Regions from separate parts of the Homo sapiens genome. Here region 2 is linked to region 1. Evidence: chromatin loops called from intact Hi-C (ENCODE). Cell type or tissue: spleen. All regions are shown on one strand. Links, peaks and the distances in the headings refer to the core of each region. The heading gives the core; the rest is flanking DNA.

Region 1 (5,373 bases), core at 180-5,179:
TTCGCCTGTTTCCTGCATCTTATTTTTTAGTTGCTTCCAAACTTGAGGAGAGAAAGAGAAAGGGTTATTTATTACACAGGCCCCAACCCTAGCAAGAGAAAAAAAAAAAATCACAGTCCACGTTATAAGTCTTCCTTGGGATTTTGTTCTTTTTTTCTTTTTTCGAGACAGGGTCTCACTCCGTCATCCACACTGGAGTGCAGCTATATGATCTGGGCTCACTGCAGCCTCCACCTCCCAGATTCAAGCGATTCTCCCACTTCAGCCTCCCGAGTATCTGGGATTACAGGTGCCCGCCACCATGCCCAGCTAATTTTTAGTATTTTTAGTACGGATGGGGTTTTGCAATGTTGGCCAGGTTGGTCTCGAACTCCTGACCTCAAGTGATCCACCTGCCTTGGCCTCCCAAAGTGCTGGGATTACAGGAGTGTGCCACCACACCCGGCTAATTTTTGTATTTTTAGTGGAGACAGGGTTTCACCATGTTGGCCAGGCTTGTCTCAAAGGAGATTTTTTTCTTTTTTCTAAATTCCTCCCTTACCCTTGCCTTCTCCACATCCAAATGAGTATCAGCCTCTGGGCACTCATTCCCAAAATGACCTAGTCCTTTCATTCCACTGTGACATCTTTCCAGAATGCTTTTCCTCTTCTCTATGAGGCAAAATTCTTGTCATTCTTAGAGTCATGGCTCAGAGTTCTCCCCCTCAGTGAGTCAATCCTTCTCAAGGAGCTCAGGCTGAGTTTGCAGCTTCCTTGTCTCAGTTTCTAGGACTCTATTCTATTATGCTATCACTAGTCCTAATGGGAGGCGACCTCATGCCCGTCTTACCCAATAGAGCAGACTAGGTTGAGTGCTGTACCTGGAAGTTCCTCTGGCCACATCTATGTCTTCTTAGAACTATTGTGTCTGGGGTTTCCTGGGTGGGGAAGGCAAATGAAACCTCAGCAATGACTGGTATGAATTCTCCTGCCAGGTGGGGGCCTTAAAGTAGAAATCAAATTGATTTCTAGGAAATGAAGAAAGTGATGTTTCTTGCATACTTGAGTTGGAGGGCTAGAGTATTATTCACTGCAAATAAATTCTGACCTTGTTTTTTCATGAAATGTTGCTCTCCTTCTCACTCTTCCACCCTAGAAATTTTGTCAAGGCTTGAATCAGTCCAGAATTTACTCTATTGTTCCCTTACCTGTTGCTTGGAATGTGACCGTTTGGGGAGTGTGTTTTGTTTTGTTTTGTTCTGAGACAGAGTCTTGCTCTGTTGCCCAGGCTGCAGTGCAGTTGTGCGATCTTGGCTCACTGCAACTCTGCTTCCTGGGTTCAAGCGATTTCCTGCTAATTTTGTTTTTTTTTATTTTTAGTAGAAAAAGCATTTCACCATATTGGCTAGGCTGGTCTTGGACTCCTGACCTCAAGTAAACTGGCTGGCCTTGGCCTCCCAAAGTGCTAGGATTACAGGCATGAGCCACCACACCTGGCCTGGGGAGTGTTTTACCATTCCTGAGACTAGATGGTGACAGGTTCTTACAACAGCCTGAGCAAAGCCTGACACAGAGGGGGAACCCCTTCAGTGGATGGGTCCTTCCTGCCACAGACTAAATGTAAATAAAGTCCTTCTGCTGTGTCTTCAGTGAGGATGGAGAACAGAGGGCTGCTCAAGGTCAAGTTGTATACTTGGAGGCTGGAGAAGAAGCCCCACACAGAGAAAGCCCAGGTGAGCTGAGCAGGACAGGAAGGATCCTCCGAGACCTGCAGATCATGCCACCAACCAGCACCAGGCCTACATCCAAGGAGCGCAGGGTATCCAGGAAGAACATCAGGCCGTACTCTCTCTCAGGCTAGACCAGTCACTTCTATTCCAAAGAAGACTTCTCAGGGCTGGAAGCATCCCCTCCCCTCTGTAGTCCCTCTCTTGTGCTTGCTGCCCTCCTTGACCTTGGTTCCCTTGGTTTCCAGTGAGCCAAGTGGAGGTGTACTCTCCCACCTCGTCATGTGCAGCCTGCCTGGGAACACAGTGTCTCCAAGGCTGACTGAGGAGAACAGAACTTGAGGAGAAAAACAGCAGCACAGAGAAGGAAAAACAGAGTGGGGCCTGGGGAGAAAGGAGAGCTCTCAGCTGGGGTTTCCCACAGAAGCAGAGTCTCAGACAAGAGCTTGCACACAGGTCATTAATTTTGGGAATTACCCCAGAACAGGAGTGAGGAACTGGAGAGAGTGACCCAAGGAAGGAGGGAGAGCCATTCCAATGTGTGCTGCCTTATCAAGCTCATCTCCAGGGAGGCCGCCTGGGCGTGGTCCACCTGTTTGCCCCTAAAGAGAACCAAAGAACGAGCTTCAAAATTGTTCGTCTGAGGGAAATAATAGAGGATGTTTATCCACCAGTTCTGGCCCCCTCGGGTCAAGGTTGCCCCATAGGATGTTAACTCCTTCTGTCTTCTAGGTTTGTCCACATGCAATCCAGAGTGTCCCAGGAGGGAAACCCCGGGGCAGGTGATACCTACAGGCAACTGCAACAATGACTGGAGGGTAAATGTGGACCAAGGTGTGAGCTGGGGCACCATACAAAAGAGAAGGGTGAGGAAGAAGCTGCAGCACAAAATGGAGATTAGAGGGAAAAACGAGGTTAGTGGAGCCATCATCATCTGCTTGCCCGATGCACACAGCAAGTCAATATGCCGAGACACCGGGTTGAAGCAGAGAAAGAGGTTTAACTGTAGTGTCACTGAATGAGGAGATGGGAGAAAACCTCATCTCCATCTCTCCAAGGAATTTGGGGTTAGGGTTCTTAAGGGTTTTGGAGTGGGCAGAAGTGCGGAGATCATTGATTGGTGGAAGACTGCAGGCTGAAGTCCTGGGACAGGGAGAGGAATAAGCTGTATTCTCACGGGGATCCCGTTCCTCTGTGGGGATCTTCAGACTGGGTGCTGGAATTGGGGGGTCTGAAAAAACCTTTTAGGTCGGGTGCAGTGGCTCACGCCTGTAATCCCAGCACTTTGGGAGGCCGAGGCGGGCGGATCACTTGAGGTCAGGAGTTCGAAACCAGCTTGGCCATCATGATGAAAACCTGTTTCTACTAAAAATACAAAAAATTAGCTCGGTGTGGTGGTGCTTGCCTGTAACGCCAGCTACTCAGGAGGCTGAGGCAGGAGAATCGCTTGAACCCAGGAGGCGGAGGTTGCAGTGAGCTGAGATCAGGTGGCGCCACTGCACTCTAGCCAGGAACCATGGGGATGCAAATCAATTATTAGTCTTATGACCCTAATGTCAGAGATCCTACCTGTAGGCAAAAAGGCAATGCAAATGGTCAGGAACTAGTGACTTTTAGCAACAAGAAAGTGGGCAGAGTGCAGCCTGATTAGTGTTTAATTACAACTATATTTCTGTCCAGAACCCAGCATACAATTCTTGTCAGCCTTCTGGGGGCAGTCTCAGGAGGACAACTGAGGAGAAGACAAAGCAACCATAAACAGTCCTTGTTTCAGGGAGAGACGTGAGCAGGGCAGAGGCAGCCCTTCAGCAGCCGGGGCCTCTGCCGAACTCCTAGAACTGGCTAGGGTGAGAATAAGCCCTGAAATGTACAGAGTTCTTGCTGCTACAAGACTCTGGCAGGCCCACTGGCAGGAATGAGTGGCCCTGGCAGTAACTGTACATTCCCACCCCCTTGTAGCCTGGGGCAATCTCTTTTGGGCCTCCCATGATGATAAGCTGTCTCCTGAGCATTCCTGACTCTTCCAGTTCAACAATACCAATTTAGAGTTTCTAGCTGAGAACACACCTCTCCCAAAGGGCAGGCTGAAGGAACAGGATTATAAAAGGGTCATGACCTGCTAGAATGGAAACAAGTTTCCTACAGTTCTTGTGGCAGTGGCCCCCCAAGTTAGGGTTAAGGTTGCTCCCCGCCATCAATATAGCCCCCAGGATTGGATGGATTTGAGGAGATGGATTCTAGGAGCTTCTGAAATTAAGTGGAAATCTTTGGAAAAGTAAGAAAAGGGTTCCAGGGGAACCTTTTCAGTACCCTTTGTAAAGGCCTGGAACATTCCATACTTGTATTCTATCTACACTTTAGACCCAGTCTTATCCCACAATAGTGTGGGACTCTTTCCACACTATGAGTCCATTGTGGGCTCATTTCCACAATGATCTTTTCCCTTTGTGAATTAATATAGCTCTAATAATATCAATGCACAGATTTAGCTTTAGCTCTCAATGGTCCTCTTTTTTAAAATTTAATTTTTTTATGTTTATGTTTTAGAGAAGATGTCTTGCTCTGTCATCCAGAACTAGAGTGCAGTGGAGCAATCATAGCTCACTGCAGCCTCGAACTCCTGGTCTCAAGTGATCCTCCTGCCTCAGCCTCCAGAGTAGCTAATAGGTATGGACCACTGCACCCAGCTCAATTGTCTTCTTATTGTTCTTTTCCTTTAAGTTATTCTTGTCTTTTTGTATTATAAATTCTAGAGTTAAATTAGCAGGGCATGGTGGTGCATGTCTATAGTCCCAGCTCCTCAGGAGGCTGAGGCAGGAGAATCACTTGTACCCAGGAGGCGGAAGTTGCAGTGAGCTGAGATTGCATCACTGCATTCCAGCCTGGGTGACATAGTAAGACTCAAAAATTTTTTTTAAATTAAAAAATAATAATAATAATAAATAAATTCTGGAGCTTTGTGTTTTCCTGGTTCCTGGTACACCAGGACTAGAAAATAGTTGGATTTGTGAATCAGTAAGAATCCACGAGTGTGTGTGTGTGTTAGACTGGCTTTCTTAGGCCACCAGAATGTTATAATTTGAGGATTCTATAAAACCTGGCTTGGGGGCCAGGTACGGTGGCTGACACCTGTAATCCCAGCACTTTGGGAGGCCGAGGCGGGTGGGTCATCTGAGGTCAGGAGTTTGAGACCAGCCTGACCAATATGGTGAAATCCCGTCTTTACTAAAATTACAAAAGTTAGTCGGGCATGATGGTGTGTGCCTGTAGTCCCAGCTACTAGGGAGGCTGAGACAGGAGAATTCCTTGAGCCTGGGAGGCAGAGGTTGCAGTGAGGAAAAAACAAAACAAAAAACCTGGCTTGGGAAGTCGAGACTGTGGTTAGCTGTGATCGCCACTGCACTCCAGCCTGGGCAACAGAGTGAGACCATCTTAAACAAAAACAAAACAAAACAAAACAAAACAAAAAATGTGACTCAACAAAAAGATCTCCCTCTCCCGAGCTGAGCTGCCTTACTCTTTGAAATTCCTACCCTGTATGCCACTCCTTGACTGCCTCTAGAGAAGTGTTTGTTTTAGACAGACAGAGTATTTTGTCACCTGGGAAGGGCAGTATATTAGCCAGCTACCACTCTAGTAAGAATTAGTTTCTGTAATTAATCGTTGT
Region 2 (5,373 bases), core at 157-5,156, 510 kb after region 1:
CCCTGCCCTCCAGTTCCTCCCACCTTGAGGAAGCCTTGGCACCCAAAAGGAGATGTCCATCACCCACCATGGGTGCCCTGGGCACACCACGCTATCTTTCTGGGCCTCGGCAAGGAGGGTTGCTACTCTCTGCCCTGTCCTCCTTGCAGGAACGCAGCGAAGTCCAGTAAGAAAATGGATGGTGAAGGTGTGGAGAAAGTAAAAGTGTCACTTTCCCCCAGAAATGGTCATCTTTTTAAATTCACCAAAAAACACCCAGGCCTGAGTCACTGCAGAGCCAGCACACCCCTAGCTGAAGTCCTGACCCTCCTGCCCCACACAATAAGGACAACACAAGCAGAATCAGAGGTGCAGAAAGAGGATGATCAGCCACACCATCACCCACACTGCAAAGTCCCTTGGAGATGGGAAGGTGGAAGGGGCTTGTCCCCCCACCACCTGCCCTTTTTTCTTAGGAGAGAGGTAGCAGGAGAGTCTCCAATGTCAGGGGGAAAATGTTAAGTTCAAAAGAGTGAGTTTGGCCGGGCACGGTGGCCCACACCTATAATCCCAGCACTTTGGGAGGAGGAGGTGGGCGAATCACGAGGTCAGGAGTTCACAACCAGCCTGGCCAAAATGGTGGCCCCGTCTCTACTAAAAATACCAAAAATTAGCTGGGCAAAGTGGTGGGCGCCTGTAATCCCAGCTACTTGGGAGGCTGAGGCAGGAGAATCACTTGAACCTGGGAGGCGGAGGTTGCCGTGAGCCGAGATCATGCCACTGCACTCCAGCCTGGGTGACAGAGTGAGACTCCATCTCAAAAAAAAAAAAAGAGTGAGTTTACCCATCTCGCCTATCCTTCATCATCAGATCATCAACCGTTTCATTTATGTGAACTTCCAGGTCACTGAGCATTTATCTTTTAAGCACCAAGACTTTTGTGAAAGTATTTTAACTGTTTGGGGATGGAAATAATTCTAAAGTGGATAAAACGCAGCCCTGCCTTCTTAGACAGTGTATTGAACATTGTTGGAACGCTTTTTTACCTCTGCATGTCCTGGATGTCACAGGGTGAACTGAGCTGAAATGCTGTGTTGCTCCCGGGGTTATTATAACATATTCTCCCTCTCTTCCCCACTAAACGACCAACGACCTCAGGCTACTTGATGGTTCCTGAGATATGTATTTAGTTTTGGTCTTTTTTAATTATTATTTTGAGACAGGGTCTGGCTCTGTCACCCAGGCTGGAGTGTAGTGGTATGATCTCAGCTCACTGCAACCTCTGCCTCCTGGGCTCAAGCCAGTCTCCCACCTCAACCTCTTGAGTAGCTGGGACTGACTACAGGTGTGCTTTTGTATTCTTTATTGAGACAGGGTTTTGCCATGTTGCCCAGGTTGGTCGTCAACTCTTGAGCTCAAGCGATCTCCCGCCTCAGCCTCCCAAAATGCTGGGATTACAGATGTGAGCCACCATGCCTGGACATATTTTCTTATCCTTAATGTAGTGTTTTTTTTTTTCCAAAGACAAGCTGTCGTTGAACAAGTAAACTAGTTTTGGTCTTCTTAATGCCATCACAATTTAGGCTATTAGCTGCCACTTCTTGCTTTATCTAGCACATGTCATCATTCTCTTAGTTTGCTTTGTCATTAGAAATCAGAACCAAGTTCACTAGAACTGAATTTAAAATCAAAGCAAATGCCGTGAGATATGTGATATTAGCAAAATGGTTGGCCCTTGATACACAGCTTTATAGCATCTATTTTCAGGGGCTCAAAATTATTTTCCTTCAACTGAGTCCTCAGTTACCTGGGGGCTGAGTGAATTTGCTGGGTTCGATCCTAGGAAGTGAGTTGTGTTTTCACCCTGCCTCAGTAAAACAGTAGCCATTTCCACTTTTAATAAGTCTTTGAGATCTCCAGAGGCTCTTGTCAACTTTGTCGCTGAATGTGGAATTCTGAGCTCTCATGGGGGTTGAAGTTGCCCACGTTGTGGGGGCATCTTTGGAGGAGGGAGACTAGATTGAGGCAGAAACCAGGTACTAACTCTCTGGTTTCAGCTCAAGCCTGTTCCAAAGTATGATAGAAAAGGAAATGCATAAAGAAGTGAGGCTCTAACCCTAGCTCCTGGGCTCACGGCAGTCCTGGTGCTGTGTTTCCTCATTGCTACCTTCCATGTTTGTGCACAGATGTGGAGGTGGGCAGAGGGCTGGGTCTGCATCAGAAAACCAGGCTTTCCCCCAGGTGGACCAGACAGGTCCTCCCCATGCTAGAGGGCCAAGTGTGTGGTACTCAGATCCTACCCAGCGCCGGTCACAAGGTGACCCTCACCCAGGCACAGGCTGAACCTATTGCTGCAGATCCACCAACCCCTTAGCTCAGATCACTAAATGCATCCTAATCTTAGGCACAGATAAATTCTTAATTCAGGCAGACTCTGAGGCTCCTAGCCCCGGGAGAAGAAATCTATGTTACTTTGCTTTAAAAATATGTCATAATATTTATCTGAATGCTAAAATGTTCAGAAAAAGAAAAGCTGGTACCTTTAAGAAGTCTCACGCCTGAGTCAGACTGAGGGAAGGAAGGGTCCACCAACCCCCAACCAGGAAAAAGAACAGGGCAGCAGAACAGGGCCAATCTCATTAAAGGATCATCTAGAGCCATGAGCCTCCAAGTGCAGTCCCTGGACCAGCATTGGCATCACCTGGGAACTTGTTAGAGATGCTCCACCCTGGCCTCACCAAATAACTCTGGGGCGGGGCCCATAATCAAGGAGCTCTCCAAGAGATTCTGAGGCAGCCTCCAGTTTGAGAACTGCTGACCTAGAATAGTGGTTCTCAAGGCTGGCTGCACATTAGAAACATCTGGAGAATTTGTGAAATCCTAATATTCAGGTCACATCTCAGACCACCTGACTCAGAATGTCAAGGGGTGGGGTCGCACGAGTATTTCTTAAAGCTCTTCAGACGACTCTAGCGTGCACCAAGGCATAGACTGCCTGCCTTAGGGTAATGACTCCCAACCATGTGAGACAGAACCACTTAATGAGATCTTTCAAAATAGGGATACCAGGCCCTATCCCCAGGCCTGCTGAATCAGATCCTCCGGGAAGTAAAGGACCTGGCTTGGGGATTATTTTATAAAGACTTCCAGGTGATTCCTATGTACACACAAGGTTGCAAATGGCAATTCTAGAGAAAACAGAACTTTTACCCCAAAGCTGAGCAGATCATTTAGTTGAAGGAAATGAGAGATTTGTTGCCATGGGAACCATCTTCAACTGAAGAGAGAGTCACTGATTTCTGGCTTTTGTGGCCAACAGCTAAGTCATGGAAGTGTATGTTTTTGCTTTTGGTTTTTTTCCTTTGAAATAAAAAAAAAAAAAAAGAAAGGTTCTCAGAAGAGACTGTGCAGGGGAAAATACCTAAAGACTTCTAAAAGATCAGCAAGGCTATTGTCTCTCAGGACATGCTGGCCAGGACAGTGGAGCCCAGGTGGCAGAGCAAGGCCAGGTCTGCACTCTCCCTCAGCAAGGGGCCAAGGTCTCAGGAAGCCAGGGGCCAACGACCAGCCCAGGACAACTGCCCAAGGCAAAAACAAAAACAAAAATCAGATTTCTGCTTTAGGGACACCCAAAACAGTTAATGTCATTTGAGAGCTGCTTGCACCTAAGTGATTCTAAAAAGTCTCTGGTATACTATACTAAGTGAAATAAGCCAGTCATCAGAAAGACAAATATTATATGATTCTACTTATATGAGGGACCTAGAGCAGTAAAATTCATAGAGAAAGAAAGTAGAATTGCGATTGCCAGGGGCTGGGGAAGGGGGAAGTGAAGACTTGTCATTTAATGGGTTTAAAGTTTTCATTTTGCAAGATGAGAAGAGTTCCAGAGACAGAATATACAACAGTGTGAATGTACTTACCATTACTGAACTGTACACTTAAAAATGGTTAAGATGATAAATTCTATGTTATGTGTATTTTACCATAATTACAAATGAAAAAGAAATCTTTGTTTGTGTTAAAGCAAAACCAATTTTGTAAATGTTAGATTCCCGAGCACTTGACTTTTGTTGCTAGGTACATAGTGGGTTATATATTATATTTGTATGTACAGAAAAGGCAGAAGTTGGGTTGTGTGCCAAATTCTTCTTTTCATTCTTTTCCTACTCAAGGCTCCAGTCTGAATTTCAAGCCATACATGGCCACTCAACTGGTGGCAACTTCTGAACCACAAGCAGTTGTATGCTCAGGGAACAGATAGGGCCTCACACATGCTGATTCCCAGGCGCCACCTCTCCCCCAGGTTCTCAGTCCATAGTTTTAACAAGCACCCAGGTGATTCTGATGCAGGCCATCAGAAGGCCATCCTACAGGGCATCCTAATAAACCCATGTGATCTTCAAAGGGTAGACTGTAGATCTATACTGTAGATCTATACTGTAGGTCTATCCAGTCTACCCTTTGAAGATCACACTGTAGATCTATCCAGTCTACCCTTTGAAGATCACACTGGTTTATTAGGATGCCCCGTAGGATGGAATCAGCCTCCACAGACTGGCCTCGTTTGACTAGACCTCTAAACAATAGCACAAGGCACACCCTGGCCACTGGTGCACCCCTCGCCTGGCCTCACCTGACCCCTGAGCCACAGTTAGCCTCTTCCCAGAGGGTGCTCTGGTTACAGGGAGGAGACTAGGTCAGGGCGTGTGTTGAGCTCAGAGAAGCAGCACCTTTTTTCCCCCAGGAAACAACCCCATGCTCCTGGTCTTCCCCTTCGCATCTGGAGCAGACATCCTGCAAAGCTCAGCTCACCTGTTTCCCAGCCAAAGCATTCAGCATGTTCCTCTAGTTTTTTAAACACCATTGATAAATCCCTCTTACATTGCTTCCCAGGCTGCACCTCAGCCACAGTGATGTAAGAGCCTGACATGTTTGTGTGGCTTTGAGGAAGGGAAGAAGTAGACAACAAGAAACACAGAAAATGTCTCTCCCTTCTTTCATTTAAACTAGAGGAAAAAGGATTGGCTAGCCAGCAAAAAGCAGATGAGCAGGATTATAATGAGGGAAAACAAAAAGAGGCTAGCCAAGCCCATAAGCCCCCACTAGACAGACATTTCAGCCTCCTGAGCCCCGAGCTCCCCTGGACAGGCAGGAGGAGTCTCTGCCTTCCTGGGATGTGCTAGGTAAAAAAATCAATAGAGGACTCTCCTCAGCTGACAATTTCCCCAAGGTGTTACTCAGTTTATTAGCGGGGTATCCTGAACTGCTGGAGTCCCCCAGGAACCAGAGACCTCATTACTGTAGTAAACATGTGTTGAGTGGCCATGGCATGTGCTTCCCCGCCAGTGCTGGCAATACAAAATGAGCTTAGATATCGTGTCTTCCCTTGGG

Evidence for each region. Peaks named below come from ENCODE experiments on the same cell type or tissue, not always from the same donor. Only the 100,000 strongest peaks of a DNase experiment are listed, where the experiment ranks them.
Region 2: it touches region 1 in a loop (7-fold over the local background); 12 of 110 quality-filtered maps call a loop at or near these places.

The regions. Positions count from the first base shown.
Region 1 is chr18:46,155,052-46,160,424 of GRCh38, forward strand. No RefSeq gene overlaps it. Among named protein-coding and RNA genes, the nearest start is that of ARK2N, 16 kb to the right of the region's middle. RefSeq lists a silencer at 834-1,040. In spleen, for the core only: no CTCF peak of the experiment used is centred there; no DNase peak of the experiment used is centred there; H3K27ac peaks cover 1,497 bases.
Region 2 is chr18:46,669,271-46,674,643 of GRCh38, forward strand. It overlaps ST8SIA5 (ST8 alpha-N-acetyl-neuraminide alpha-2,8-sialyltransferase 5), which reads right to left. Exons shown (of 7, transcript NM_013305.6): 7 at 1-5,373. Among named protein-coding and RNA genes, the nearest start is that of LOXHD1, 15 kb to the left of the region's middle. In spleen, for the core only: no CTCF peak of the experiment used is centred there; no DNase peak of the experiment used is centred there; H3K27me3 peaks cover 263 bases.